2 separate regions of the Mus musculus genome follow, and region 2 is linked to region 1. The links are chromatin loops, found by intact Hi-C in ENCODE. Cell type or tissue: left cerebral cortex. All regions are shown on one strand. Each heading gives the region's core, and the rest is flanking DNA. Links, peaks and the distances in the headings are about the cores only.

Region 1 (15,596 bases), core at 5,130-13,129:
AACCATCTGTAATGAGATCTGACGCCCTCTTCTGGTGTGTCTGAAGGTAGCTGCAGTGTACTTATATATAATAATAAAAAAGAAAAGAAAAGAAAGAAAGGAATGACTAACAGACTAGGCGAAGCTCTGAGAACCTCCCTTCTCTCCCCTAGTTGGAAGAGCACACTTACTATACTACCATAAGCACACTGATTTTCTTGTCTGGCTTTCCAACCAGACTCAAACAATTTTTAGATAAAAAAAGCTGTCCTTGGAAATCATCAGTACCTCCTTCCTCAGTGCCCAACACATAGAGGACCTTTTAATAGATATTTTACTGAAAATATAGCCTTCTATTTCTCTTGTACTGTTTTGGTTTTTGGGTTTGGGTTTTGTTTAGTTTTTTTCATAATAGTCTCATTATGAAGCCCTGGTTATCCTGGAACTCACTATGTAGACCAGGCTGGCCTCAAACACACAGAGATCTGCCTGCCTCTGCCTCCTGAGTGCTGGAATCAATGGCCTGCCCTGCTGTGACCACCTATTTTACATATTTCAGAGTGTGCACTTTGAGAGCACTTTCACAAACCTTATCTCTTTTCATCTACATAATTACCTTGTAAAGTGGGAATCGGTATTATTGAACCAAGGAGTTTGGGTTTTATTAAGAATTGTTAACTCACTAACTAAAATGCCCTGAAAACACAGTCACTCAGCTCATCTCTAAACAGCTTCCCTGGAGACTTCAGCATGCTTATAACCCCAGGCTTTGCCAGTCTTTCCTTTGCCAGGTCTTTACAGAAGGCAGCCATCACACAGCTACATAAAATGATATTCGACACTAAGAAGCACCCTAGGAGCTGGGCAGTGGTGGCACACACCTGTAATATGTGGCACTCAGGAGACAAAGGCAGGCAAATCTTTGAGTTCAAGGCCAGCCTGGTCTACAGAGTGAATTCCAGAGCAGTCAAGGCTATACAGAGAAGCTCTGCTCAAAAAAAAAAAAAAAAAAATCAAAAATATAAATAAAATGTTGAAGAAGCATCCTAGGATTGGAGAGATGGCTCAGTGGCTAAAAGTGCCTTCTGATCTTACAGAGGATTCAGTTTGCTCTCCTAACACCCAAACTAAATGGCACTCCCCAGCTCCAGGGGATCTGATGCCTCTGCTAACACATGGACATTTTTTTCCTCTCTACTGTCCTTCTCCTCCCCTCCCCCATACACACACACACACATACACACACACACACAATTTTTTAAATAATAAGTGTTTAAAAGAAAAAGAATGCAGGGGCTGGACAGATAGTTAAACTGTCTCTTCCTCTAGACGACCTGGGTCCAATTCCCAGCACCCACATGGCAGCTCACAACTGTCTGTAACTCCTGTTCCCAGGGGATGGATACAGGCACTAGGCATGCAAATGGGAATACAGGGGCATGCTGGCAAAGGTACCCATAAATGTAAACTAAAAAAGGTAACTCTAAAACCAAACAAACAAACATGCCATCCTTTGCAGTTTTCCTGAGCTTTCTCATGTTGCACCTGAGACACGTAAGGAAACAAGCCGAAATGCTGTGCAGTGAATGATGTCCCAGCATTCCACCAAAACCTGATGCTGTAGTACAGCGGTGAGACAGATGGGGGGGGTAGGGGGGGAGAGACATGACATGATGTCAAACCACCACTGATTCCACAATCCTCTATTAGCAAAATAATAGGCAGAGTGGCCCTCTGAGTCCCTACTCCTGGCTCAACATACATCTTTAGTTAAGATACTAAGGAGATCTACACACTTCTATAAAAAAGAAAACGGATTTAAGAAAGGGAAAAATGGTCAAAGAGCTAGCTAATATTAAATGAACTAATTGCCATCTTAACTTAATACTTGTCACTAAGGGGAAGTGCATACATAAAGCTCTCACGGTTCAATGTAGAATGAATGCTATAGTAAATTGGGCTTATTTCTTAAGCAAACAGCTACGGGATATAAACTGATTATCATGCAACAGAAAGGACACCCGACCAGACTAGACAATTGAATACTCTCTGTCAGAAATATGACACAAGGGGCATCCCTGTCCAGCTTAAGAGCTACAGACTGAATTCTAAGTGATGGTATCTCTTCGCCAATTTATCCTTGTCCCTTTAAATCCATGATGTCATCATTCTTAAACACAAGCAAAACCCGATGTGTTACAAAAGACGTTTGGTGTGTCCAAGCAAAAGAGATGGCCCCGACAATTCACAACAGCACAAATCCATGTGAAGCCATTCTTGCTCCATGAAAAGGCCACCCGGCATCAAACATCTTCTCTACCCTAAAGAAATGAAACTAAAGACTCTCAATTACTACCACTTAAACAACAACAAAAAAGTTCCGAGAAAAATAAATAAATAACAAAAATAATCGAGTGTTGCCTCCGGCAAGTGAAACCCAGTAATGTGTCTGTCTGGTTCTGTATCTTAGATCCATCGGAACGCTGCCACTGTAAAGTCCAAACGCTTTGGCAACTGAGAAACGAAACATGGCTTTTCCTACTAAAACTCCGAGGATCCAACAGACAAAGCAACCGGCTTATTCCAAAGGTTTCCAACCAACTCCAGCATCTCAAGTTTTCTCAGCTGAAGCTACCAGGCTCTCTCACCTAATTGTGGTTTTCTTGATTTACAAACTCGTTGCCACCCTCCACGGACAATTCTCACCGGGGCAAGCCTTCTTCAGTCACAACGTGGACTGCTGTCTCCAGCCAGGAGAGCTGCAGTTCCCACTAAGAGAACACTCAGACGGCTAGGGGTCAGGGAAGGAACTGCTTGTGTTTTATTTCGTCAGCCGATTCCCCAAAAAAATCATCTCTTGGGCAGCTGCAGCTTCTGAGACGCCCGCCGGCCCCCTCGCCGCAGCCCCAATTCAGGAGGGCAGCAAGCGGGCTCCCGCTCTTCACCGAGGACTTCAGGGTTTCAGGGGGCGGGGTGAGGCTCCATGACACCCCGAAAGCCATTCTCCACCCCCTGACCGCGCATCCTTTCCCGGCCTGGAGGAGGACCCGGACCACCCTGCTGAGGAGAGGGCACAGGTCTGCGCCCATCCCGAGAGCTGGCTGCAAAGGGGCGCACGTCCCCACCTTAGCCTGGGAAGCCGAGGATGACGACAGCAAGACCCCAGGCCCGCCAAGACCCACGCCCGCGCAGGACACGGGGCCCGCGCCGGACTCGGGGTGCCCCGGGGTCCCCGGGCATGAAGCGCAAGAGGCGTCGGCGCCTGGCCGCGGCCCCGCACCGGGAGAGGCCTCACCTGGCCCAGACCGCTCCGCGCTCTCGGTTTCGCGTCTCCGGCGACGGTGGCGAAGGAGCCAGGGCCGGGGCCAGAGCACAGCCGCTCTGCCTCAGGCCGGTGCTTGCTGTGCTCGGGGGATCTTCACCGCTGGCGGAACCCGGGGTCGCCCGGAGCCGCCATCTTCCTCCACTCAAACGCCGCCGCGGCTACCACCGCCGCCGCCGCCGTCCCTGATGCCACCGCCGCTGCTGCTCAGACCGGGAGACGACAGCGCGCAGTGCGCATGCGCTGAGGCGGGGCGCGGAGGAAGCGCGCGCGCGCGCACACACGTCAGCGTGACCGGCCTTCCGCGCGGCGGCCGCTGGGCGGCGCCATATTGAGAAGGGCCGAGGGCGCGGAGCTTTCTAGGACTCTTATCAGGATCGGCGCGGCTGAGCGCTGGTATCTGAGCTGTTTTTCCGATTGTTTGATAGTGCAGACTTAGATTAAGGCACTTGTGCCCCCAGGTACCCACGGGTTGAGCGTAGAGAAAGGGCAATGGGGAACGGAAGTGCCTTTTAGATATCCCCAGGGAGAGGAAGCTCCCGGCGTTGGAGCCTCTGGAAACTGTAGCAGCAGCTATGTTGCTACCAACTTTAAAAAAAAAAAAAAAAAAGAGGAAACCCAGTCTCAAAACTCCCGGTGTAGAGCGGAGCCTGGGAGGAAACAAGCCTGTGTGTTTCTCTGTGCTTCCCAGTGTGGCCATCACCGAGGAGTGGGGTCCCGCTCCCACAAAAGAGTCTCACTTCAAGAAAGCTGTGTGTAGGTGAGAACCTTCTAGAACCCATCCCTGCAGATGTGGTTTAAGGAAATGCCAGACATAGAGAGCTCAAGCTCTTGTGCAATTGGAGCATTCTGAGACATCAAGCGAATAGCCCTGGGATAAAGTAGACCTAGGCTTGTATAGCCCGTGAGACGTGGTACTAGGTCAAAAGTACCACGAGGCTTGGTGACACTCCTTTAAGTCCAGTTATGCAGGAGGTTTAAGGGCGAGAATTGCTTGATCCAGGAGTTTGAATCTACTTTGAGGAACCTCAATCTAAAAAAAACATTTATGTTCCTCATATAAACATTAGAAAAAACTCTGGCACGCAGTAAGTGAGAAACTAAGAAATTCCATTGCCCTGGCATGGTGGTTGACTATTAATCCCAGCACTTGGGAAGCAGAGGTAAGTAGATTTCTGAGTTCAAGGCCAGCATGGTCTACATAATGAGACCCTGTCTCAAAGAAAAAGAGAAAGAAGTCTTGGCTTGCAAAATGGCTCAGCAGGTAAGGGTGCTTCCCCCAAGCTTGAAGACCCGAGTTCAATGCCTAGAACCTACATGATGGAGGGAGAAAACCAATGCCAACTCCCACAGTTTCCACCCTGATCTTCATTCTCAAACAATGACACTTGTGAACATACATACAGTAAATATTGCGTGTGCCTGAGCATATCTTGTGCACCACGTGTGTGGGTGCCCTTAGAGGCTAGTAGAGGGTGTCAGATCCCCTGGAACTGGAATTATAGGCAGTTGTGACCCTACCACCGCCATGTGGGTGCTAGGGATTGAACCTGGGTGGTCCTGCAAGAGCAGTACATGTCTTGACCGTCTCTCCAGCCCTGTAATCTAAGTTATAACATGTTCTAAGAACTCACGCTAGGTTGAGATAGCCCAGCAATAAGAATCTGTTTACCGTCAGGCATGGTGGTGCATGCCTTTAATCCCAGCACTTGGGAGGCAGAGGCAGGTGGATTTCTGAGTACGAGGCCAGCCTGGTCTACAGAGTGAGTTCCAGGACAGCCAGGGCTACACAGAGAAACCCTGTCTAGAAAAACAAAAAAAAAGAGAATCTGCTTACCCCTCTCTAGAAGACCTACATTCATGTGCCAGCACCTACAAGCTACTCACAACTGTCTAATACCAGCTCCAGGGGGTCTGACACCCTATTTGACCTCTTTGGGCACCCACCCACACAGCACACACACACTCAAGCATAGATAAAAACAAAATCTAAATATATATATGTATATATATTAAAACAAGGCTGCTACTGGCCTATGGTGGCACACACCTTTAATGACAGCACTCAGAAGGCAGAGACAGGTGAATCTCTGGGTTTGAGGCCAGCCAGGTGTACAGAGTAAGTTCCAGGACAACCAGAGCTCTTCCACAAAGAAGCGCTGACTTGGGGTACAGGTGGGGAGAATTGCTAGGTCATGTTAGAGTTCAAATACAGAACCATTTTACCCTTAGCTCAAAGATAGGCGGGAGTTTTGTTGCTTTGACGAAAAGCTTTATCATTAATATCCATCATATATAGACTAGTACCCAGCGGAGACTCACTGAATATATGTTGAATAAAAGAATGAACTGGAGCCGGGCGTGGTGGTGCACGCCTTTAATCCCAGCACTAGGGAGGCAGAGGCAGGCGGATTTCTGAGTTCGAGGCCAGCCTGGTCTACAGAGTGAGTTCCAAGACAGCCAGGGCTATACAGAGAAACCCTGTCTCGAAAAACCAAAATAAATAAATAAATAATAATTAAAAAAAAAAAAGAATGAACTGGGAATTTGAGAACTAAGAGGGGATTCAGCGGATGCATGTTTAGTGAACACCTACTATGCACCAGAGTGCAGATGCATGTTTAGTGAACACCTACTATGCACCAGAGTGCGGATGCATGTTTAGTGAACGCCTACTATGCACCAGAGTGCGGATGCATGTTTAGTGAACGCCTACTATGCACCAGAGTGCGGATGCATGTTTAGTGAACGCCTACTATGCACCAGAGTGCGGATGCATGTTTAGTGAACGCCTACTATGCACCAGAGTGCGGATGCATGTTTAGTGAACGCCTACTATGCACCAGAGTGCGGATGCATGTTTAGTGAACGCCTACTATGCACCAGAGTGCGGATGCATGTTTAGTGAACGCCTGCTATGCACCAGAGTGCGGATGCATGTTTAGTGAACAGCTACTATGCACCAGAGGGCGTGCCATATCTGTCTGTTTGTGGTTTTCTGTTTGAGATAGAGTCTCACAGTGAAGTCCTAATTTGCCTGGAGCTCTCTTTGTAGACTAGGCTGGCCTCCAACTCACAGAGATGTACTCAACGTCTACCTCCCATGTACTGGGATCAAAGGTATTTGCCATCATACCCAGCCCATCTGGAGGGTTTTTGAGAGAATTCTTATGCTGTAGAACAGGTTATACTTCCTATGTAGACCAGGCTGCTTCAACCTCCCAAGAGCTGGGATTACAGATTTTATATATGCATATATATAAAGATTTTAACCTATATTTCTGAAAGTGTATGAGGGAGTGGATGGAAGTCAGAGGACAACCCATACATAGCAGTTGGCTGTCTCCTTCCAAGGGAGCAAACTGAGGTGGTCAGGATTGGCAGCCAGTGCCCTTACCTACTGAGCCATCTCACCAGCTTGTGACTTAGGTAAAGTTAACAAGGTCCCTGATACATAAAGAGCCTGTACAAGAAAGACAATAAATATGTGTTCGTATTAACTGCAATACATAGAAAAGTTATTAAAGCGAATTATTTATTACTAATCACAGTTCACGGGTTTTTTTTTTTTATTTTTACAATGTGCATGAGAGGGTGTGTGTGTGCGTTTGCTTGTGTGTGCATGCCATGGCATGTATGTAGAAATCAGAGGACAACTGCAGCTGTCTGTCCTTTCCTCCCACCTCGTTGAGACAGGGCTTCTTTGTTCCCTTCGGAGCATTGCCGGCTCCCTGGCCCATAAGCATCCAGGGATGCTTCTGTCTCACTGTAGGCACACTGCGATCACAGGTACCGTTACAGACAGCAGATGCCACGATGCCCAGATTGAGGTAGGTTCTGTCTGTTTGAACTGAGGTCTCATGCTTTTGTATTGTAAGCATGTTCCCAACGAGCCCTCTCCCCCGCCTCACTCAGTGCTCATTTTATTAGGTACCTAACACTGGTACCCAGGTGCCACCATTGTGCTCATTGTACAAATGGAGAAACAGTCTTCTCCAGGTTAAAGCTCCCCAAAACAGGCAGGGTTCAAGCCCACATGGTCTTGTCACTTCAAAGCCCAGGCTCTTGAACTCGGCAAGAGTTCTGACAAGCAGGAGGCTTGGTTACGTTCGACCTAGACCATCAGGAGGGAAATTGACTCTCATCTCTCACAGTGGAGAGAATATACGATAATGGCTCAGATTTGTCTCTCGGCCACACGTAGACTGGGACAGATAATGGGGACCAGGGCTAGAGGCAAGGGCTGAGACCGGGATGAAAGATGGTGCTCAGACCCGTCCAGTAAGTTCAAACGTGCTTTAAGAAAAGAGTCTGTCCAAATAATTACAGGAGCATTTTATGGTTTTAGTTATTTAGCTTAGGTAATATATGCACATAGTGCAGCATTCAAAGGCACAACAGGAAGTATAATAAAACGGAAATTGGAGTTGAGGACATGTTTCAGTGGTACAGAGTCTGCCTAGAATCCTCAAATCTGCACACATGTTTAATCCCAACACTCAGGAGTCAGAGGCACGTGGCATCTCTGTGAGTTGAGGCCAGCCTGGTCTTTAGAGTGAGTTCTAGGACAGCCAGGGCTACAAAGAGAAACCCAATATCAAAAAAAGAAAAAAGAAAAAAAAAAGGAAGGAAAGAGACGAAAAGAAAGGAAAACAAACCAGGTGGCTGGAGAAAAAGCAGCATTGGTTGTTCTTCCAGAGGTCCTGAGTTCAATTCGCAACCATCTGTAATATAATCTGACGCAGGTGTATATGCAGATAGAGCACTCACATACATAAAGTAAGTAAATATTTTTCTAAAAATTAACCTACTAGCCCCTCAGATATTTTTGGTCACACCAAATCAACTTCTGTTAACCCCCCTGACATCTTTTCAGAGATTTACAGGTGAGAAGAGATGGGGAAATGTATACATTTTAAATGACTCAGTATCAGCATTTTTGTTTTGTTTGTTGAAACAGGGTATGTGTCGCCCTGGCTGTCCTGGAACTCACTATGTAGACCAAGCTGGCCTCAAACTCACAAATATCAGCCTTCCTCTGCCTCCTGAGTGCTGGGATTAAAGGCATGCACCAGCTCTACCTGGCATCTTTTCTTTTGCTTAAAGAGAAAGAAAAAGTAAGAGAAAACTACACACAGCCTAGCATTTAAGGTTTTTGTTCGTTTGTTTAGTTTTGTTTTGTATGTGTGTGTATAGATGGCTTCATGTGCCCACTGCTCAACTTTTGACTGCCTACGTGTCCTTGTGCCAAGGACAGTCTGACTACGGTCTTTGTGCTTGCATTCCTACCACACCTGGTTTGAAAGTGACTTCCTAACATAAAAGCCAAGCATGAACCATGGCTAACGACATTTCGCCAGAAACAGAAGCACAAGTTTTAGGGTCTCTGCCAATATGTGAATCATGCCATGATCTCAGCTCTTGGGGTTTCCCCTTGGAAAACAAAACTGCCCTGCAGTCTTAGCAGTGAAGTTTTTCTGTCCCATGCTCTCCTCTTGTAGAGAAGGAAACCGTCCAAGCGAAGAAAGGACTTGCCCCGGGTCTCAAGGGATTGCTGGCTTCTTGGTTGCCCACTTAAGTGGAACAGAAGTTATTATTTTTGCAGCATCGTCAAATTATCCTCAAGATTTATGTCCTCCTGAATCTCTTGGAAAAAGTCACAGCTAAAAGATCGTCCTGCCTTTAGGGGTGTCTACCACAGAGGAATTATAAGAAACTGTCTCCCTCTGCTGGCCGCACTCTGTAACTACAAGGCTGAAAACATGCCCATTCCTCGGAAATGTTGGCCATTATAGTTGGTGTAAGAGAGTTTCATTGACATCACTGTTTCCAAGACACAAGAGAATTTGCTTCAAAAAATGTATTCATTGGCTACCTGGTAAAGCACTTGCTGTGTAGGCATGAATACTGGGGTTCGGATCACCAGCTCCACATAGATGACAGTTGAGGGCATGTCTGGAACCCTCGAACAGGCCTGAGTGTTAGGAGAGAGGCATCCCCAATTAGCTGAATTGTCTAGGCCAGGGTCCAAGTAAGACACTCTGCCTCAATATATGGAGAGTGATCAAAAAAGACACCTGTCATGCAATCTCTGGCTTACACACACACACACACACACACACACACACACACACACACACACACACACTTAAAAATGAATTCACAGAAGACTCACAAATACAGTAACCAGAGATGGGCAATATGACATCCTTTGTTCTTGAAGATAGGGAAATAGTCCAATTCTTTGAGTTTCAAACAGGCTTTTTACTGCTTGTGAGATATCTGTCAACAAGAAGCCTGATTACATGAACTGGAATCCCAACTGACCACGGCAGCACACACATTCAATCTCAGTGCTCAGCACACAGAGACAGGTGGATCCCTGTCAGCTGGAGTCAGGCTAGCCCAGTCTACAGAGTGAATTATAGCACAGCCTGGGATACATAGTGAAACCCTCCAGGGGCCAGGTGGTGGGGGTGGGGCTGGGGCTGGCATCTTGAAAGGCTTCAGTATGCAGGCAGAGGTGTAGAGCAGGAGGTTCTAGGTAAGAGCCCCGTGACAACGGACCTGGCAATGATCCAGAATGCTGGGAAATCTCGGAGGAGGAGAAAAAAGCTGGTAACATTTTACCAAGATGGTTGCAATTATGATCACTAAGAATACAAACTGCAAAATGTCACAACAGGAAACTCTTACTTTATTAAGATTAATGGGACCCTAAAAATATGAGGGAAAACCACATTCCAAGTCAGTTAACTTGATTATAGCACCCACATTGCTGCCTTACTCAACAGCATGTTTTTGATAGAGCTAACTATAAGGGACATGTCCCAGAAATGTTGTCTGTGTTTGGGGAAAGGATTAGAGGTGAGACAGACAGGCAAGCCACCCCCACCAGCTGCCCCCCACCCTTCAGCAGTCATACCCATTAGACAGGGTTTCTTTGTGTAGCCCTGGCTGCCCTGGAACTCACTCTGTAGACCAGGCGACTCAGAAATCCACCTGCCTCTGCCTCCCAAGTGCTGGGATTAAACGCGTCCCGGCGACCCCCTTAGAATTTTTAAGGGAAGTCAGATACCGGTTGTGACTCTTCAGTATAATAAGGTGTGTGTGGGAGGAGGGTGGTGGTTGTTGTCTTGTTTCCTTTTGGTTTAATTTTTGAGACAGGGGCTGTCCTAGAACTCATTCTGTAAACTCACAGAGATTCCCCTGCCTCTGCCTCCTGAGTGCTGGATTAAAGGCGAGGGCCAGCACTGCTCAGGCAGTGCCTGCTTCCTAATGCCATGCTTCTCACCATCTTCAGCTGTCTGAGTCTTTTCTTCCTGCTGCCTTAATTCTTTTCTTTCTTTTTTTTAAAGATGTTTTAATTTATTTATCTGTAAGTATACTGATACTGTAGCTGTCTTCAGACACTCCAGATCTCATTACAGATGGTTGGGAGCCATGTGGTTGCTGGGATTTGAACTCAGGACCTCTGTAAGAGCAGGCTGTGCGCTTAACTGCTGAGCCATATCTCCAGCCCAGAGATGCTTTTTTCTTTTTTCCTCTCGAGACAGGGTTTCTCTGTGTAGCCCTGGCTGTCCTGGAACTCACTTTGTAGACCGGGCTGGCCTCCAACTCAGAAATCCGCCTGCCTCTGCCTCCTGAGTGCTGGGATTAAAGGCGTGCGCCACCACGTCCGGCCAAAGATGCTTTTTAATCCTTTCTTTAAGTATAGAAATGTCTCAAGAATGTTGTAAAACAGGGCTGGTGAGATGGCTCAGTGGGTAAGAGCACCCGACTGCTCTTCCAGACTGCTCTTCCAAAGGCCTGGAGTTCAAATCCCAGCAACCACATGGTGGCTCACAACCATCCTAACGAGATCTGATTCCCTCTTCTGGAGTGTCTGAAGACAGCTACAGTGTACTTACATATAAATAAATAAATCTTAGAAAAAAAAAAAAGTATGACTGGTTACCGGGTGTGGTGGCGCACACCTTAAAAAAAAAAAAAAATGCTGTAAAACAAACATGTGACCTGTAGCTTAGAAAAACTTAGACTCACTTTTTTTCTTTTGAGATTCAATTTTTGAAAAAAAAATTAATTTTCAATCATTGCCTGCCCTTAAGAAACGATGGTTCCAAAGCACACAGTTCCCGAACTGGAGCAGGTAACGTCACTTGAACTCTCTCATTCAGTAAACCAGCGAGCGTATTGACCTCATGAAAGATGGAGGCCGATCTGACTTCCCTGCCCTCTTCCAAGATGGCAGACCAGGCGAGTGGAGGACCTGGCCGGGCGCCTCTTCCGGGCTGGGGGAGGGGGCGTGGTCCATTGAGGAAAGCCCTGCGTGCCTCCGCCCGCGACTCAGGCGCGCTTCAAGGCGCAGGCGCGGGGAGGGGTTGGGGGAGGAGGGAAAGCGGCGAGTAAGATGGAAGATGAGGAGGTCGCTGAGAGCTGGGAGGAGGCGGCAGACAGCGGGGTAAGGAGGAGCTGCCGCCCCGCGGTAGGGCTGGGCGGACCTGGCGTGAGGGAAGCCTCCGGGGAGTGGGTCTGGGGAGAGTTTTCCCCAAGGAAGGGTCTCCCACGCCGGGCCGGAGGTGGAAGAGAGGCCCCCGGTCCCGGATCGCCGTGAAGGCCTCTTAAAGGGGCCGCGTTCCATTTCTCTCTCCACCTTTGCCGGGTGCCTCTCCGCCCAGCGGTGTGCGCTTCGCTCTGGGCGCCCCACCTTCTACCCCGGGGCAACTCTCTCTGGTCCCCCGCGCCCTAGGGACCATTTTAAAGTTCTTGAGCTCCGTCTGGTGAGGGAGGGGCTCGGGTGGAGTGCCTGGCTCGGAGGAAGAGCGGGAGGAGGCCCCGAGACAGCGGGGAGCAAGCGACCATGTGTCCTCTGGGACCACTGGGCTCTGGGCCGAAATCCCCCGCCGCTGTGCGCCTTCCGCCGCGGTGAGCGAGCCTGGTTTTTTCTCTTCCTTTCCCTTTTCCTCTTTCAGTTTTAGTCCGAGTTTTCCGGGGATCTCAGCAGAGCTCCCCTAAACTCTGCAAAGCATCTGCTCTTCCCCGGGACCCACCCTAAGATCTGCGCAGTGGGAAGGATCTCGGACTACGTTCTTCTGAGTGGAGGGAAGGGAAAGGAAGAAGGGTGTGATTTGTAAGATAGCCTCATGCCTGCGAGAAGGGGAGATTACCGATCGGTATGATGCGAGTGAGAGTTTTTGCTTGCCCCCAAAAGTTACAGGAAAAGGAAAAATTATCCCAAGTAGGAACTCCTCTATTAGATTCGTGATTCTCGTGGTAATTTCAGAGTTTGAGGTTCGAAGCTAACCCTCGTGGAGACGGAAATGTCTCTTTGGTGACCATGTGTCCGCGCCTGGGCTGGGCCGGGCTGGGCCGGGCCGGGCCGGGCCGGGCTGGGCTGGGCTGGGCTGGGCTCCGCTCCGGTGACATTCACCTCAAAAGTTTATGTGTGGGGAGTCACATATACTAGGATAGAGGAGGAGTTGGGTCTGTCTTCCCCTAGCGCTTCTAACCAGCACAGCAGTGGTGTATCTTCACAGGAATGTTGAAACTTGGCCTCGAAGTTTTTTCCGCTAGTTCAGCATTTCTCGAAAGATTGGTGATGCTTTTCGACTTAGCATTAACGAGCCTTGGAAGGCCTGCTTGGTTCAGCGATTATTTAATAGAGGTTTAAGGTACATTCCCCTTGAATCAAGAAAGTGTGTGTTTGTTTGGTTTTGGTGTTTTTGAGACAAGATCTCTATATAGCCCTGGCTTTTCTGGAATTCACCAGGTAGACCAGGCTGGCCTCAAAATCACAGAGGTCTCCCTGCCTCTGCCTTCAGAGTGCTAGGATTAAAGGCGTGCGCCACCACACTCAACAAATAAGATTTTTATAGAGACTAACAGGTGTCGCTTAGGTATTTATTCACTCCACCTATATTTTTTGAGTGTGTGCTGCCTGTTAGGAAGTGTGTGCAGGGGCTGGTGAGATGGCTCAGCGGTTAAGAGCACTGACTGCTCTTCCAAAGGTCCTGAGTTCAAATCCCAGCAACCACATGGTGGCTCACAACCATCCGTAACGAAATCTGATGCCCTCTTCTGGAGTGTCTGAAGACAGCTACAGTGTATTTACATATAATAAATAAATAAATATTAAAAAAAAAAAGGAAGTGTGTGCAATAGTGACTTCTGCCAGAAAATGCACAATTTCCGGTAGAGGCATTTATGGCCTGCCACTAGGAGGAGTGTCTCCCAAATGCCCCTCATGTCACCTGTATTTAAAAAAAAAATAGGAAAGGAAAAAAAAACTGTTTTTTTTTTCTTCTTCTGATTTTATTTATTTATTTAGAAAAGAATGGGTTTCCAAACCCTGGTTTTTACAGCTTTCATGTAACCCTGGCTGTCCTGGAATTAGCTCTGTTGACCAGCTAGTCTGGAAACCACAGAGCACTGCCTGCTTGTGTGTTGGGATTGGAAGCAGGCGCCACTACTCCCAGAGAAAGTGAGGATGTGTATTCTCTGCTCGTGGACTCGTGGATGTGTGGGTGCCCGGGGATGCTAGAAGCCGTAGGATCCTCTGTAGCTGGGTTACAGACCTCTGTGAGCCATTGATGGGAGTGCCGGGACGGAAACTCCAGCCTTCTGTAAGAGCAGTGGGCACTTCTTTACCCCTCAGCCATCCCTCCAGACTCCAGACACTGCCCTACATTTTTAATATGTTTGCTTTAATGTGTTTGGTTTTTGGTTTTGGTTTTTTTTTTGGTTTTGATTTTTTTTTTTTTTTTTTTTGAGACAGAGACTCATAGTTACTGTCCATTCATTGTGAAGAGACACCGTCTGACCAAGGCAGTGCCTGTAGAGTCTCAAAAACTGGAGAGCAAGCATTCAAACTTAAGAGTCTATGGGAGTTGTTCTCATTGAAACCACCACATAAGGTCTCCCTGTGTAGCTCTGACTGGCTACACAGTCACTGTGTGGGTTTGGTTCTCCATAAACTCTTAAGGAGTTTGAAGCCTCCCAGGTACCCGGCTTCGGGTCTTTATTTGAAGATGTGCTGTTTGTGAATGTCAGGCTTTACACTGTAGCTCAGGCTGGCCTCAAATGCAGACAGAGCCTAGTATTCAGACTCAGCCTTCCAGATGCTGGCACTATAGACATCTCCACGCCTGGCCTCTCAAGACTGTCATGAATTCGATTCCCTTGAGTAATGCCAATGTGTTTGGCATGAAGGAGGAGGGGGAGGGGGAGCAGCATGCTCTCTGCATGCATCCAGTTGACTCTCTGTGTCTTTGAGGTGCGGGTGGTGGCTGGCGTGAACATTCTTGGCTTTACATTATCCTGTCTCCCTTCCCTTCCCTCCCCTCAATGAGTTTCAAATGTGCCCACCCTCCAAAAAGAAAGGCCTAAACAAACAAGCAACCAGAAGAAACCTTGGGTGGAAGCAGAGGCTCAGTGACTGGGAGTTGGCTGGGTGGAAGCTGAGTGACCAGGCTCTGCAGACCCAGCGGGATCCCTGCCCTCCAGCACAACAGAGCTGGCTCAGGAGCTGACGTCAGGCTTTCCCTTGAGTACCCAGGGTAGGGTATGGTGGTCCACTGATGGGAGGGCCGGCTTGAAGGATCACCTCAGGTGGGTTTTTAACCAGGCTGCAGCTCATCTGCGTGCAATCGTTCCTTTGCGAGTTTCCTTCAGAGAGGCTAGAACCACACTCTAAAGACAGTCCAGAGAGTATAATTTACCTTTCACCAAGACTTGCTTCTTTTAAAATGTGCCCGGTGGGGATGTGAAAACTTAGAATTGAGTCATGGTTGATTCAGGCCTATTGATAGGGAGTGCCCTGAGGGTCAGGCCTGGGGCCCTGTGCATGCTGAGCACAGGCACCACCTGAGGTGACTCCTGCTTCCGACTTTGACCTGTGGCCTCTATCTTCAGCAAGTCTCAAATGGCGATGAGAGCAGTTTGTAATTGGAAGACATCTTCCTGCTCCAGAAAGTAGATCAGCAGTTGGTTTTCAAGGCGGGATTTCTCTGTGTAGCCCTGGCTATCCTGGAACTCACTCTGTAGACCAGAGTGTCCTCAAACTCAGAGATCCACTTGCTTTGCTGAGATTGAAGATGTGTGCCACCACACTCAGCTTGGGTTCTGATGGTTTGAAGCTAGTTATACACGCCACTTGTTTAGACAAAAGAAATATGATGTGGAAATGGCCTATCTCCTCTTGTTGATAAAACACCCCAGCTAGAAAAGGTGGTGACAGTGGAGCTAGGCTGGTGGCTGTAATGCACTGCCGCCTCTCCCTGGATCCCTAGGGTTTCCT
Region 2 (15,596 bases), core at 4,109-12,108, 400 kb before region 1:
CACTCAGTTCCCAGACCTTAAGTGCTACCTATTTAGGGAGAACTTACTTAGACACACACTCACAACTACACACAAGCCTAAGGTGTTTGACGTCATGGCGGTGGTGGGGATGTGTCTCTGTGACCACCACCGCCAGCAGAGCAACGATCCACAGGAGGTATGAAGGTGATTTGTTTCAGTATGAGTAGGTAGCTGGTGTTGGTTCAACCCTCGGACGTCTGACCTCGAGTAGTTTATTTTAGGCATATTTAATCATAGCACAATTTGGTGGAAAACTTCCTGGTGTTATTAACTTAATAAAGCATAACACCTGACCACATTGAAAATCTTTCTAAAGTACACACAAGGCATCTTCCATACTCACGGGTTCTGTAGATTTGCTAAATGTGGCGCCTTCCATAAAGGTAGGTTCTATCGATTGACGAGCTCACGTAAGGGTCTGGGGGAAAAGCTGGTGTGATCTCAGTCACATCAATAGTTCAAAGGTCACAAGGTTATTAACTATACCTGCTTCCAGTCTCTGGGCAGATAACAAGTGACATATCCGTCCCTTTGAAGAACAACCTCTGTGTGTGTGTGTGTGTGTGTGTGTAACATTCTTGGTTCTCCCAGTGTTTACATGTGAGCCCAGAGCATCCCATGCCTTTCCAGTGACAGCTGGCAAAGGATGACTATGATGGTGGTCCTAAAGATGGGCATGGAGTCCCAGCACTTAGTAGGCAATTGAATCTCTTTGACTTTGTGGTCTACATAGCAAGTTCCCGTACAGCCAGGGATATTGTAGAGAGACCCTGTTTCACAAACCAAGAGAAAAAGGTGGGCCCAAAAGACATGACATAGGAACAGCCGTGCCATCTGAGTTTGAGAGGGAGAATTATGCTGTTTCATTAGAGACAAAATGAATGTCACCTCTCAGAATGTGTTTCCCCCATTCAGTGAAGCACTAATTTGTGAATATATGAGACATATACACATACAACATATTTGGCATCCAATATCTCCATGTCAACCAAAACAACAACAACAAACATCGTTTCTAACACGCTCTTCCTAGCTTGCTTTCTTCTCTCATACTGTTTCTGTGTGCTGCTAAGGTTCCTACTTGAAGGCTCTGGCTAGGAACTCTTCACTGGCCATCCACAGGACTGCTCCCTGGGCTCCTGCATAAACATGTACTTACCAATAAGGCTTAAAGACCATTTAGGATTACAGGGCACACATTATCTTTGATCACCCTGTATTCTTCACGCTAGCACTTACTTTTGGTGGGAGAAAGATGCAGAGAATCAGACCGTGAACAGTGAGCACTGCACGCTTAACACTGAGCTATACCCGCCAGCCACCTCTGCTCATTCATTTCCTTCTTCTGCTGGTTTGTGTTCTCCTCCCAGGCCCTGCTAGGTGACTCTTTAAGAGATCCTTGTATTTTTATGCACTGGTGTATTTAAAGCACCAGCAGGCTCAGGTGCACAGTGGATGGACGCTCAAAAGTTATAACAGATGGATTAAGAGCTTGGCTTTTAGAGACGGCTTGGGGTTTAAGAGCACCTGTCACTTTTCCAGAGGAAAAGGTGCTTGGTTGCTAGCACCTACTACTGTCAGGAGGCTGACAACCTTCTAACTTCTAGTTCCAGGGGATCTGATTCCAATCTTCTGTCCTCCGTGGGCACTAGGCACGAAGGTGGTGCGCAGACATCCATGCAGACCACGCTGTGCCTGCTGTTTAGAATAACAAATCTAGTAGTCTATTGAAGCTATGCGCTTTCCCTCTAGGGATGGCCGATTTGCACTCAGACAGGAGGACAACCCTAGAAGACTTTTTCTATTAGACTGCTGGCTATTAAATATTTATTCCTTAACTTCAGTACTTCTGAAGGGCAGAGAGGCATTTTACAACTAACTTAATGTTTTGCCTCAAAGGGGAAAAACCTACTACAGCATGTAGGAGCACTAACCGCAGCCAACAATATTTGAAGGACTTCCCATATTCCTATATTCCTAAAATCTCAAAAAAAAAAAAGCTCATTTAATTTGACCAGGGAAAGGTTATTATTGTTAGAATTTTAAATTCCCTCCTCTGCCTGATTTGGCATGAAAAGTTGTCTTTTCCTAGAATAATGAGAAACATTAGTGTTTCTAATGTTCCAAAGCACACACAATTTCACCACATGCAAAAAAGGAAATAAAAATCCAAAGGCATGAGCTAAAGGACAGCATTTCTGCTCAGAAGTACTGTCTTAAAAACTGGGGTATGGCAGATGTGGAGATGGCTCCGTGGTTAGGACTCTTTCTATCCTTGCTCAAGACCGCGGTTCCAAACTGCCTATAACTCCAGCTCCACAAGACCCACACCCTTTCTGACCCGAAAGGACATATACACATAAATTTAAAAACCCACAGAACAAAAACAACAAAACATTGGGCACAATAAAAAACAGAGACCGGAGGATCTTTAGTTCAAATTTATCCTCAACTACAAAGCTGAGTTCAAGACCCGCTTGAGCTTCTTGAGTCTTTCTCAAAAACAGTGAAAAATTCTAAAGGAAATAGAATTTAAAATTCAATCAGACTCTCCTTGTCTGTGCAATGAAGTGCTGGGAAATCATTCTCGGAGTGTCAATACACCATATATGCCATATTATTCTAACGTCCCAGGATAAGATTTCACTGATGTCCTGGGGCTGCGACATAGAGAAACCCTGTCTCGAAAACCAACTAACCAAATAATGATTTGAATTGTTTTACTTGGTTACAAGACAAGAAAACATGGTGAACACAACATATTTTAAGTAATCACTACTAAAGGTTTCAGACTATTTATGTAATCTTAAAGACACAGTATACAGTTTTATAACTACCAAGCCCACCTATTCATGAAATTTGAAATCGAAACGCTTCTGCTAAATTTCTCTCATCTGGCAGTCATCAAAATCCCGATTGGTTCCTTCAACATGTTTTGACCTTTTCAGTCTGTCATCATAAGCTTTACCCCACTATTACAGAAAACATAAGCAGTCGCCATAATTACACATAGTGAGAAGACAAAAAAAGAGGTTTACTGTAGCCAAGACACAAATAGATGAGTCAGGACGGGCTGGTTCCTTTATGATACCAGGCTTTTGTGAAGAAAAACCACGTCAACCATTAGGGGGAAGAAAACTGCACAAAAGCTGGAAGTCAAATTTAGCAGCGTTTTTCAAGTTTTCTGGGTTTGCGAAATAGTGCCAGAATTTTCAGCATTACACACAACTAAGATTCGCATTTTTAAATATTCCTCAAGAAGACATTTGCTTTTTCGGAAAGTGAAAGGGCGATGGATGTCAGGCACGTATTTTATTATTTATTTTTAATAAACTCATAGCTTTTTGAAAATAAGTGGAAGTTAAATCGACAGAAGAAAGCCATCACAGCATATTTATTGTTCAGGCTTCTGGGTCAGGGAGAATGGGCCCTGAAAGCCTTGTGCTCCGAGGGCCAGCCAATGGAAGCCGAGCTCTCAGCGCTCCTCCACCTCGTGGGCTGCACGAGCCCCGCCTCCTGGTGCTAGGTTCCGCGGAGTTTCGGCACCTTTGTTGCTTTCGGGACCGAACTTGACTTTGTTTGCAGAGGTGGAGGATGCCGAGCCCGGTTCGCCCGTAAGCCGCTTCCCACGGCGGCGATTTAAGTTTCCCCACGCAGGATGTCATCCCTCGCACGGGGGGACACACCCCGCTTCCGATGGGCTCCCGGATCCCGCACGCCCTGGGGCTGCCTCTCCCGGTTCACACGCTGCTGCTGCTGCGGCGCCGGCGGCGGCTGCAGAGCCCGAGGGGCCTCGCGACCCCCAGGCGGAGAACAAAGGGGGCCGGGGCCGCGCCCGCCGCCGGCCACGCCCATCGCGAGCCGCGGGGCCGCGCCCCGAGCCCCTCCCCCGCCCCCGGGCCGCGCAAAATGGCGGCCGCGCTACAAAATGGCAGCCGGGCGGGCCGTGGCGTGGGGACGCTGTCCCCGCGCGCGGCCGGGGTTCCTTCCCACGCTGTCCATGAGCTCGCGCGCGTGTGCGCGTCACATCCCCGTGAACCCCGGGGGCCCCCCGAGTGTAGACGGGCAGGTCAGAGCGCACACGGGAGCGGAGCTAAGGAGGACGGGGTTCGGGGACCCCTGACCTAGCGCCTCCCTGCCACTCCCAAGCCCCGGCGGCTGCGCCTCCATCTTTTCAATGTCCCCGCCATTCCGCGTCTCCCAGTCCGCTCCCTTGTCCCCACGCTTCCTCCTTGGATGGGAGTGTGTCGTCGGTCGTGGGCTCGGCTAAGGCCGTGTACTTTTTGTTGGGACTTTTCGCTGTCTTCTCTCAGAAAATGGCTCGCTTTCCATTCATCCCCTCAGGTTCCCTTTGTAGCCCTCTTTCCAGAAACTTCTCAGGGTAGCTCGGCCAGCAGCGGCGGCGAGCTCCGCGGCCTTCTCCACCCTTCACTGTCATCCCACCCCGCGCATGCGCCTGGCGGCGGCGGGCCGCGGCCCAGGCGCGCGCCCGGGAGACTGTGAGAGTGGCGCGGGCGCGCGCGGGTCCGCGGGGGCGGTGCTCTCTCACAATGGAAAGGTTGCCTCCCCCTCCAACGTTTCCCTCCGCGGCGAGCGCAAGCGCACTCGGGCGACCTCGCGTTCCTTGGAGGGGCTGGGAGGAGGGAGAGAAATGGGTGGCCTTGCCGCGCGCGTGCGCAGTTCGGCGCCGTGCATTTTTTTTTTTTTCCGCGTTGCCTGTGTGATGAGAAGTGGATCTGAGGACCTTCTTGTCCTGTCCTCCTTTCTCAACCCCCCCTCCCCCCCCCCCCAGTCTCGAAAACGGGTCCCTCCGGCTTGGAGGCAGGCCGGACAAAGCCGAGGCAGTGGGGTCGTCTTGCCCACCCTCTCCCGATCCACGTTTGAGAGTTTCCCGATGGACCTGGAGACCCTGCAGGCCCCGGGTGTTGGGCTGCCGCATTGTTCTCGCCTGGAAAGCGGAGGCGAAGGTGCCCTTGCTGGCGGGCCGCGTGTGCAGACGGAGCTCGCCGGGCCGCTCGGGTTCCCTTCGCCGTGGGCTTGCGCCGCGGTGACCACAGTGACCGCGATCGCACTTCCCAAGAAGTGTAGTGGAAAGGACTGTCAGGGCTGTGGGTTCCTGGGGGTGGGGGGCGGGGAAACTAAGAAACCCAAAACCCCACTTGTCATGGAGCCCACCTATGTGAACCCAGAGTTTGAAGGGCAGCCAGAGAAATTGCCTCTCGGGTTATTAGTGTGGGGCGGAGTGTGAGCCAGGAGTCTCCGTGAAGAAAGCACGCTGGTTGTGACAGCCCCACGTCGGGGAGACCCCAGGCTGCCCTTGGCCCTGCTGCTCCCCGGCGTGGGGTGGCGTGGGGGTGGCGGAGCGGCCTGCAGGTGTGTGAGCGCCCTTGACCTCTGTGAGGTCACCCGCCCGGGCTCTGGGCGGAGCCGGATCCGCCTTCCCGGTGGGAACCATGAGCTGGTGACCGGTTCCTCCCGGAACCATTAGTGTGGAAAGCCAGGCTAGAGGTAGAATTCTAGCAAAGCTGTAATACACGGGTTGCAAATGAACACTGAGTCATACAGTCTGTAAATTTGGAGAATCCCTGCCGCACGTTTCTCTGAACAGAAATTATATTTAATAGGGTCTTTCAAATCATTTTTCCACCAGTAGGAAAATAAAGCAAATACTGAGTTGGTTTTTTTAAAGTGTCCTAAAACATTAAAAAAAATTTTGGGGGGATTACATTGTTGAATAACTAGGATTTTTAGAAATATCCTTTACCATTTTTGTTTTGTTTTGTTTTTTAAGTTAGCTGCTCACAATGTAGCTCTGGCTGGCTGAGCTAGGCTGGTCCCTCCTCCAGGTGTTGCAAGTACCAAACTGATCTTAAGGGGAAATGTCCTTTCAGTGCAAGGTTTTTAGGACGAAGAACAACAACAACAAAGAAAAGAAAGAAAGAAAAAGAAGGGCTCTGTGTTAAAATTCAGATGTGTAGAGGTGGGGAAAACACCAGATTTAGGGCGTTTTTTTTTTTATTTACCTTTCTGAGCATTGGTGTTTTGCCTGCATGTATGTTTTTGTGAGACGGACAGATGTTGAATTTAGAGACAGTTGTGAGCTGCCATGTGGGAGCTGGGATTTGAACCTGCATCTTCAGGAAGGGCAGTCGGTGCCCCTAACCACTGAGATTCATCGAGCCCCTATTTAGGGCGTTTTGTCAGTGAAATTGTAAGAGATAACTCTCACTGGATGGGTGTGTGTTTTTTTAAAGTATTTTGAAATTCATCTAGACTCTTCAAAGAAAGTTATCTTCAGACATTTTTGCAGCCTTCAAACTAGAGTCAGTTTTCTTTCATTCTTTCCCCCCCCCCCCCCCCTTTGAGACAGGGTTTCTCTGTGTATCCCTGGCTGTCCTGGAACTCACTCTGTAGACGCTGGCCTCGAACTCAGAAATCCACCTGCCTCTGCCTCCCGAGTGCTGGGATTAAAGGCATGCGCCACCAAGCCCGGCTTTTTCCTTTTTGTATTTTATTTTATTTTATTTTATTTGTTTTTCGAGACTAGAGTCAGTTTTCTAAGAGGAGCCATAGAGCTGAAAACTCAAAAACGGTGAGAAACGTCAGTACATTTCATAAGCAGTTAACCACATTGTGTTTGATTTTTTTATTTCTAGTATTCTATCAAGTACACTTATATAATCTCTGAATTGGTCAAAAGCCGGGACTTGCATTACTTATCTTCTGTTTGGGTCCTGATAGTTTCAATGTGGCAATTTGCTAGATCTGGGGTATTTGGATAATGTGTATCATTTAGGGCAAAGAGTTTCCTTAGAGTTCCCTGCTCCCCCACCCTCCCAAGGTTTTTCTCTGCATAGCCCTGGGTGTCCCGGAACTCAAGATGTAGACCATTGCTGGCCTCAAGCTCAGAGATCCGCCTGCCTTGGCCTCCCTAGTACAGGTATCCCCACTGCTTGGCTTCCCTGCTTTTTTGTTTTTTGTTTTGTTTTGTTTTGAATGTGAAGATTAACACTACTTTTGGGGTTTTAAAGGATAAATGAGGCAGTAAAATGCCATTAATTCCAGCAATGGCAGAGGCAATTGGTAGGGAGTCCAGGCCTGATCAAAAAATAAAAATGAAAATAAAAAAAGAAAAGGATCTATGAAAATGACTGTTAGTAACATTACCATTTGTTCATATGGGATCTATTGTACATAGTGATTTATGGTAGTCAAGTACTAACATTTCAGAGGAACCCTAATTGATTCAGCTGCTGCCTTCCAAGAAAATCTCATTTAATTGGACTGAGGGTGAGCTCAAATGGCATGTGTGGAAACTCTGCGTTTGATTCCCAGCACCACACTGCAAAATAAAGAATCCCAAAGTATATTTGTTATGATTTTTTCCAATTATAAAAGTGAAGAGAAGTTTAGAAAATATAGAGGACTATCTATCTATCTATCTATCTATCTATCTATCTATCTTATTTATTTTGGTTTTTCAACACTGGGTTTCTTTGTATAGCCCTGGCTGTCCTGGAACTCACTGCCTCTCAAGTGCTGGGACTAAGGGTATGTGTCACTACACCTAGCCAAATATTTTTTTTTTTTAATCCACATCCTCACTGATTAAAGTGGCTCACTCCTGTGATCCCCACACTTGAGAAACAGAGGCCATCCCGGACTCCATGGAAACTTTTGGCTATCCTGAGTCACGGGAAGCTATTCCAGAAGAAACAAGAAAATTCAGATTCTGTTACCTGAAACAACAACCATGATTTACATTTATAAGTATCCCTCCAGTGTCTTTTCAGTATAATTCTACAAATATTAGTTAATAACTCTGGATATTAGACAGAGCAGCAGCACTTGTACCCGGAGAAATCTTCCCAACAACTGCTCTCAGATGAAAAAGGCTAGAAAGTTAGGAATCAATCCTCTAAGAAATTATTAAGTTATTCTGTTTTTCTGGAAAACTAAAACCAACAGAGAATACATTATTTAACTCTCTTAGAACATTAGACTATGAAGTATTAGTTCTTGTTAGAGTCTCTAGGTCTAGGTAGACAATATTCAACTTGGGGGTTCTGATAATCTATGAAGATAATTTCCTCACACTGTGTGCTAGTTTGGTATTAGATTGCTCTCTCTCTCTCTCTCTCTCTCTCTTACCATTAGACTCTCAGATACATCAAGTAGTCAAATACTTTTGAGCATTTTATTTTGTTTCATTTTTTGGAAAAACAAAGACTCTGATTAGAACAGGCTTGTCTGAAATTGCTATTGTCCAGTTCTCATGTGCTTTGGGCTGGGTCATTTTAGAGCTTGTTTACATATTTTTATATGGTGGCTTTTAGACGAAATGCATATATTTTAAGTACCTGTCTCCCAGTATTTGTAACTATTTCTTTTTGTATCAATTTGTCGTGAAGTATCTGGTGACTACTCTGTCCTCCTGCCTAAATAGGTATATTAATTACCCACTCCAGAGACGAGGTTACTGCTCAAAGCCTGAGCCTGGCGCTCAGCAGCTTTCCCCATCTCAGCCGCCATTCCGCATGACTGAACTCTGTGAGCATGTCTAGCATGCTAAATACAGCAGCTCTTCACAGTGTGAAAATAGGAGTTGATTAAAAGCAAATCTATTTTAATTCGCCTCTGCAAATGGCTCAGTTTTACTGTCACCTTCCTGGAGTTCTCTTTAATATTCAAATGAGATGCACTTGATCCATTTTCACAGTTAAAACGCAACCTACATTAATGTGATTTGCAGGGATGGGGATGGGCGGTGCATCATAGATAAGTGCTCTATCATGGAGTTAGGGCCTAGAAGCCTTCTGGTTACCCTTTTGCCATGAGTATCAATTACTGTTGTCATTGTTGTTGTTATTAATATTATTTTGAGACAGGGTTTTACTATTTTACCTTGGCTGTTGTAGAACTCAATATGTAGACTGGATTCCAACTCACAGAGACCCGCTGGCCCCTGCCTCCCAAGTGCTGTGATTAATGGTGTGTACAACCATACCTAGCCATTACTAAGCATTTTTTAAAGTTTTATTTTTATGTTGTAATTTAAAAAAAAATTGTGTGTGTGTGTGTGTGTGTGTGTGTGTGAGACAGGCTCTTTCTATGTAGCCCCAGCTGTCAATGGAACCTACTTGAATTTACAGAGATTCACCTGCCTCTGCCTCCTGAGTGCTGATATTAAAAGTGTGCACCACCATGCTCATCTCTGTTTTTATTTCTAATTGTGTGTGTGTGTGTGTGTGTGTGTGTGTGTGTGTGTGTGTGTGTGTGCTTTTCCTCTTTGTGTTTGTGCAGGAGAATGCAGATGCTCTTAGATGCCAGAGGCCTGGGATACCTGAAGAGTTAGACTTACAGGTGGTTGACTGTGAGCCATACACTAGTGCTGGAATCCATCTTAGATTTCTGAAAGAACAGTAAATCACTCTTTGGTGCTGAGTCATCTTTCTATCCCTGACCTAAGCTTCTTTTTTAAAAATCAGAAGATTAGATTATCTTTCTGTCAGCTCTTCTTTGTTTTGTTCTTCCCTTCTATGGAAACTTACAACGATACAGGTTCATGAAGAAATCCCCCTTAAGTATTTTGTAACACAGATGGAAACGGGAAAACAACTTCACCAGTGTTTCCTGATGTGTTGCCAGCAAAAAATGCAAAGCACTGAGAAAAAGAAACTCTCGATTTGGGGCTATGCAAAAATCCTTGCTTGTCCCTTGCCTTGTTATCCACAGCATTTGCACTAGCAATAGAAAGCAGAAAGCCCCAAGGCAGGGATTCCTCAGCCCACTCATCTCCGTGTTTTGTTGCTTCCCGATCATTTCCCAGGGTGGGTGGGTGTCACTGCATTCCTGTGGGGGCTTCTCTCCTCCTACCGTGTGTAAGGTTTGGGGTTTGGTGGCAAGCCACCTTTACCTGCTGAGTTTTCTGATGGACAGATTTTTTTTTTTTTTTTAAAGACAGGGTTGTCTCTATATAGCTATGACTGTTCTAGAGCTCACAGAGATAGTCCTGCCTCTGTCCCCTAAGTGTTAGGATTAAGGACCTTGCCACCAGGACTGGCAACAGTACTACTATTAACAAACCCTCTGGCTAATCTAGGAGGATATTTTGTAAAAAAAAAAAAATAATAAAAATATAAATATATAGTTTTAGGGTTGGAGAGATGGCTCATGCTCAGGAATTAATAGCACTGTCTGCTCTTCCAGAGGTCCTGAGTTCAGTTCCCAGCATCTAAATGGCAGTTCACAAGTGTCTATACCTCTGGTTCCAAGGGATCTGACACCCTCATACAGACACATTCAGGCAAAATGCCAATGCACATGAAATAAATTATTGTTTAAAAATCTAGTTTTAAGGAGACGAGGCAAGAAGACTGCCTGGGCTACATAGTGAGACCCAGTCTCAAAATGAAGAAGAGGGTGGGAGGGTGTCTCAATGCTTGAGGACACTATGCCTCTTGCAGGGGATCTAGGTTTGGTTGCTAGCACATGATGCTCATAACCATCCCTAACTCCAGCTTCAACTACACACACACACACACACACACACACACACACACATATCTCAAGATATATATGTATATATATATATACATATATACAGACACACACACACATATATATCAAGATATATATATATATATATATACATATATACAGACACACACACACACATATATATATCAAGATATATTATATACATATAAACTTAGGCTATATGGCAGACTAAAATGAACAAATAATAAAAAATAAACCCTAGTACTTTTTATGGAACAAAAGAAACAATTATGTGACCCCAAATATTATTGCTATTATTTATGATTTTTTTCCAATTCAAAATACTGCCTGTTCGGTTGGTGAAGTTATATGGTAGCCGAGGTCTACAGTCTCAGTCCTGAGAGGTGGGCACAAAACTAGAAGTGTGAGACTAGCCTGAGCTATATAAGACCCTTTCTCAAAAATATAAACAGTGGCTCTGGAAGACCCTTTCAAATTAAGCCAAACAAAGAAAACACTACCAAGAACTGGGAATGTAGCCTAGTGATATATTAACACACCTTGTTGGACGCGGGCGAGGTCCTTAGGTAGAACCCTAATTTGTGTGTACTGCACACTTTGTAGACCCTAAGGGCACAACGAAACAAAAAGTGTAGGCTGTACCCGAAGCACCATTTTATTTTTGTGTATGAAAAATTAAAGTATGAGTTGCTGACGGTTTTAATGAGTTAAGATTTTTTTTTTCTGTTACTCCACAGTGGCCTTTTGCGGTTTTATCTTTCTGAAAGCCGGCCTTACATGAAAGGTCAACTGCCAGTTTCAAAAGTCTGGAAGGGCCGGAGGTCTAATACTCTCTGTTTAAAAAACCAACTATTCCAAACCTTCCGAGGGGAAACAGTATGGAATGTCTGTATCCTTTCAGCTTTAATTCTTGTGTGTACTGTAATCATGAGCAAAGACATCTTGCAGAAGGTTTCGCAAGCTCCTATATAAAAAGTTGCTTAATGTTACAAGCCAATGATTCTTGGGAGGGATGGGTTTCTCTGCAGCGCTGGTCCCTTGTCTGGGCGGTGAAAAGGGTGGCCTGGTCCCGACCACTTTCCCAAGCAGGCGGGGAATCTAGGCGTCCGGAAATGGTCAGGGGCGGGCCGTAGGGCAGACAGGCATAGGGACTTTGGCCTCTAGAAACCTCTTGGCGTGGAAACTAACCGGGTTCTCTTGTGTTTCCCCAGAGCAACGCCTGACCGCAGGCAGAAGCGGCCCCATCCTCCCCCACCCCGACGCCTCCGGCGGCCGGCCTCCCGGCCTCCGGCGCGCCTGCGCACTAAGCTGACTGCGCGGGCGCCGCTTCCCGGCTCCGCATTCCTCCCCCTTCCGAGCTCCGCGCGCCTGCGCGCCGGCTGGGAGGCCCTCCGCGTCGGGGCGGGAGGACGCGCGCGCGCCCGCGGCCAGGGGGCGGTGGCCAGGCGGCGGGAGGCGGGCCGCGCGCGCCGGTGGGAAGCGTCCGGCAGCCACAGCGCCGGCTCCGTCGTAGTCGCGGCCGCCCGGGTCTCGCTCGCCCCTCCTCCCGCTCCCCCGCCCGCCGCCGCCCGCGCGCATGCGCCGCCGGAGCGCGAGGGTCGGCTTCGGGTGTTTGGTGGCGGCAGAGCGGAGCTGCGAGGCCCGAGAGTCAGAACCTGGGGGAGAGGGATGGTCTCTGCACCGGGGGGAGCCGGAGGAGCCGCCGCCGCTGCCGACGCCACCGCCGCAGCCGCCGCCGCCGCCGCCCCGGCGCCCGCCTCCCTGCGCTGACGGCCGCGTACGAAGCCGGCGAGGGGGAGCCAGCCACCGCGGTCGCCGGCACACCGCCCAGCATGGTCCGGGAAACCAGGCACCTCTGGGTGGGAAACTTACCGGAGAACGTGCGGGAAGAGAAGATCATCGAGCATTTCAAACGGTGAGTGACACGAGGCCCGGAGCCGCGCTGGCACCTCGGGCGCCTCTCCGGCCCGTTGCTGGCCACCGGCAGAGCGGCGACGCGCGGCTGGCTCCGGCGCTCTGGGCGGGCGGCTGCTGTGCGGCCACCGAAGGAGCGGGAGCGCTGGGGGGCTGCGGGATCGCCTTTTTGCGCGCCGCCTCGCAGTCCAGCGCGACTGGCCGGGGCCCCGAGCGCCCGCAGAGCCCGGGCTGTGCGGACGCCGCAGCCGCGCTTGGCATCGTGCGGCACCGGGAGGTGGCAGGCACCCGGAGCAGTGGCCGCTCTCCGGAGATTCGTGCAGCGGCGGATGCTTCAGCTCTCTGCGCGGCTGGGCGGAGCGGGCTGCCTGGCGCTCGGCGGCGGCTAAATGGGCTGCCCGTGTCCCGGAGCTCGCGGGGAAGGGAGCGCGAACGCCAAGCTTGGCGCTGCGGATGCATTCCCGCGCCGCGCTGGTGACCGAGCGTTTTTTTTTTTTGTTTTTGTTTGTTTGTTGTTTTTTTTTTTTTTACAATAGACCCTTCACCTCGAATTCGTTAGTGAAGTAGCCAAAAAGTGCAAAATTTTAGCGATTAGGTATGACTTTTCGGTTTCTCTAAATACTTTTTGCTTGTGGAAGGAAAAGAAGTAAATGCTGCTTTTCATACCCGTTGGTAGCATTTAGCGCTTATTTGCTCCCAGAAACGCGTGTCCGGGTAACTGGTAGAGGCCTCAGCATGCAACCCCACTTACAATGAGAATTTATTCATACTTTCCGCACATTGAGAAAGAACGTAGCAAATCTGCGATCGCCTGTGGAAATTCACTTCTCCTGATATCCAATACCCTGGAAGGTTCCAAGTTGGGCGTACTCTGAATTCCCACTATCCAGTCGGTGCAGGGAATATAATTAGGAGAAGGAACGTCCTCACATTAGAGTCAACCTGGGAAAATGGGTTGTGTCGCCCGGTCTAGAACCTCTTTGGTGAGGCCTGGGAAGCGTGAGCGCCTTCCTTTCTCTCTCTCTGATGGAGGGCCATTGATTCTGTTGGCCGTTGCTCTGACCGGGGGTATTAAATCTTCGCCTCCGGGGCGCGCGTGTGCGCGTGCCCGCGTGTGAAAAGGAGCTGGGTATAGTGAGGCCATTCATAACCTGCCGGGATGTCCTCCGCAGGCCTGGGGGAGGTGCGCGCTGCCTGGGACTCCGGGTGTTTACTACGTTGTGTCTGAGACACGGGAGAGGGGGAGGTCCGGAGATGGAGTGTTGGCCGGGGTGCCCGGGGATGAAAGGGGACTGCAGCAGCTGGAGCGCCAGCAGATGGGAACTTTCTCTGCCCGTGCTGCTCCACCCCTCGGCTCGGGTCTCTGCCCTCTAGTAGCAGGTCCTCAGCGTGGAGAAGATAGCACTCCGCTTTCTTAGGTTCTGGAGTGGAAACCCCTCTGCGCTGTACCTCCTTTAAATCGCCCAGTGGCTCTTCCATGGGTCTCTGCATGGGAAATTGATACGCACCCGACGTGCAAACACGTGCATCGCCTCATTCGCTCTGCTCCTGTGTTGGGTGGTCAGACTTGACATTTTACATCATGCAGATTTCAGAGGCACGGCTTGCCTCAGACCTGGAGTTTGACCCCCTGTGCAAGCCGAGGGAGAGGGAGAGCAGCGAGGGAGGAGGTTGGGCGCAGTCCTGGGAGGCTTGGAAGCGTGGTGCCGCGGTCCGGCTGGTGTGAATGACTCTCTAAGATGGCGGCCAGGACCCACTTTATGTGGGAATCTGCGGAGCCGCTCCGAATGCACGGCAGGGAGGGCGGGAGGAGGCTCGCAGGAGGGCTGCCCGGAGAGCCCGAGGAACGCGGCGCTAGACGAAGGCTCACCGGCACACTGCTGACCCCGCGTTTACAGCAGCGCTTTATCAGATGCTCTTGGTAAAAAGATTATTTGAAGCCTCTGCAGATGTGTGTCCCCAAAACTCCTGTATCGTAAAAGCGACAGTTCTCACTTTGAGACGAATGGATTTTATTTGGTTAGTACACCTTTAATGGGAGCAGAGCATGAGAAGGTAACAGAAAGTAATCTCCCCTTCACCCTTGACCCAGGAATTCCCAGTTCTCACCCCCCCCCCCAAACAGGTACTCACTGTTTCTGGTTTGTTGCTTATCTTTATGCCTACAAAAATGTTCTTGCCGGTTCAGTTGTGGAGCTAAGTATAGATCTCTTTCTCCATATAGTGGAATGTGTTTTGTTGTGATCGCCGCCAGGAAGGAAAAAGAGAATTTGAATCATTTAAACGAAAGGGATGGAAAGGCACTAAGATGACAAGGAAACTTAATGGCGTTCAGACTCTGCCCTGTAGACCTCAGAAACAGAAGAACTCCGAGATGCCTATGTTAAACCGAACCAGAGTGCCTTTTCCTACCCTTTTCCCTAGCTGATTACAACATTAACTAATAACTGTTCTACAGGATTAAGAGGTGTACACTGGGAATACATTACATAAAATGCTTCAAAGACGAATGTTCTTTTAACAGTGGTTAGGCTTTTGCAGTAGGTATTTGGATTAAAAGGACAACAACAACAAAAAACCGTGGAGGCTAAATCAGACAGCTGTGGAGGCAGAGATAAAGGCCTCCCTCCCTCCCTCCCTCCCTCCCTCCCTGCCTCCCTCCCTCCCTCCCGGCTGGCTCTCTCCCTTGCTCGGGTTCTGACCAGTGCTTTCACAGCACGGCAGATGGAGGAAGGGTGCTGATCCACCCCCCCATGCCCCCTAGTGCCGAAGAAAGGCAGCCCAAGAACATGGAGTATTTTTAAAAATTGGCTGTACCTTCTTGCATATAATAAGTCTACTGTGTTCATTTTCTTTACAGCTTTCCATATGCTGAATTAAGAAAATTAAAAGACTGTTTCTGAATAGGGATTTAGTTAACAAAGATCCATTACAGGGCCACAATGGAGAAAGTCCTTTCTTTCTTTTGTGTGGTAGTGGAGCTAAGGGGCTGGAGGGGGCACCACACAACAATTGGTTGCTGTCTGGTAGAGCGAGGTGTGTGCCAGGGCGCCTGGAATTCGAGTTACCAAACGGGTAGAATCCCTCAAAGACTAACCCTTCTCTCTACCTTCCTTTCAGGGTTAAGTACATCACGCAGT

Evidence for each region. Peaks named below come from ENCODE experiments on the same cell type or tissue, not always from the same donor. Only the 100,000 strongest peaks of a DNase experiment are listed, where the experiment ranks them.
Region 2: a loop joins it to region 1, with 2.3 times the contacts of the local background. A loop is called at or near these places in 4 of 42 quality-filtered maps.

Annotation. Positions count from the first base shown.
Region 1 is chr4:141,135,858-141,151,453 of GRCm38, reverse strand. Szrd1 (SUZ RNA binding domain containing 1) reads left to right here and starts at 11,658. Exons shown (of 4, transcript NM_001025608.2): 1 at 11,658-11,762. The coding sequence starts at 11,712. It overlaps Fbxo42 (F-box protein 42), which reads right to left and starts at 3,532. Exons shown (of 10, transcript NM_172518.3): 1 at 3,275-3,532. In left cerebral cortex, for the core only: a CTCF peak has its summit at 9,032 (motif pointing left); DNase peaks (open chromatin) are centred at 9,029, 10,899, 11,608 and 12,186; H3K4me3 peaks cover 1,850 bases; H3K27ac peaks cover 940 bases.
Region 2 is chr4:141,535,025-141,550,620 of GRCm38, reverse strand. Spen (spen family transcription repressor) reads left to right here and starts at 12,024. Exons shown (of 16, transcript NM_019763.2): 1 at 12,024-12,457. The coding sequence starts at 12,375. B330016D10Rik (RIKEN cDNA B330016D10 gene) reads right to left here and starts at 4,459. Exons shown (of 1, transcript NR_030695.1): 1 at 2,308-4,459. It overlaps Gm4123 (predicted gene 4123), which reads right to left and starts at 15,072. Exons shown (of 2, transcript NR_166589.1): 1 at 14,590-15,072; 2 at 13,204-14,424. In left cerebral cortex, for the core only: no CTCF peak of the experiment used is centred there; DNase peaks (open chromatin) are centred at 4,633, 5,448, 8,597 and 11,920; H3K4me3 peaks cover 2,461 bases; H3K27ac peaks cover 2,746 bases.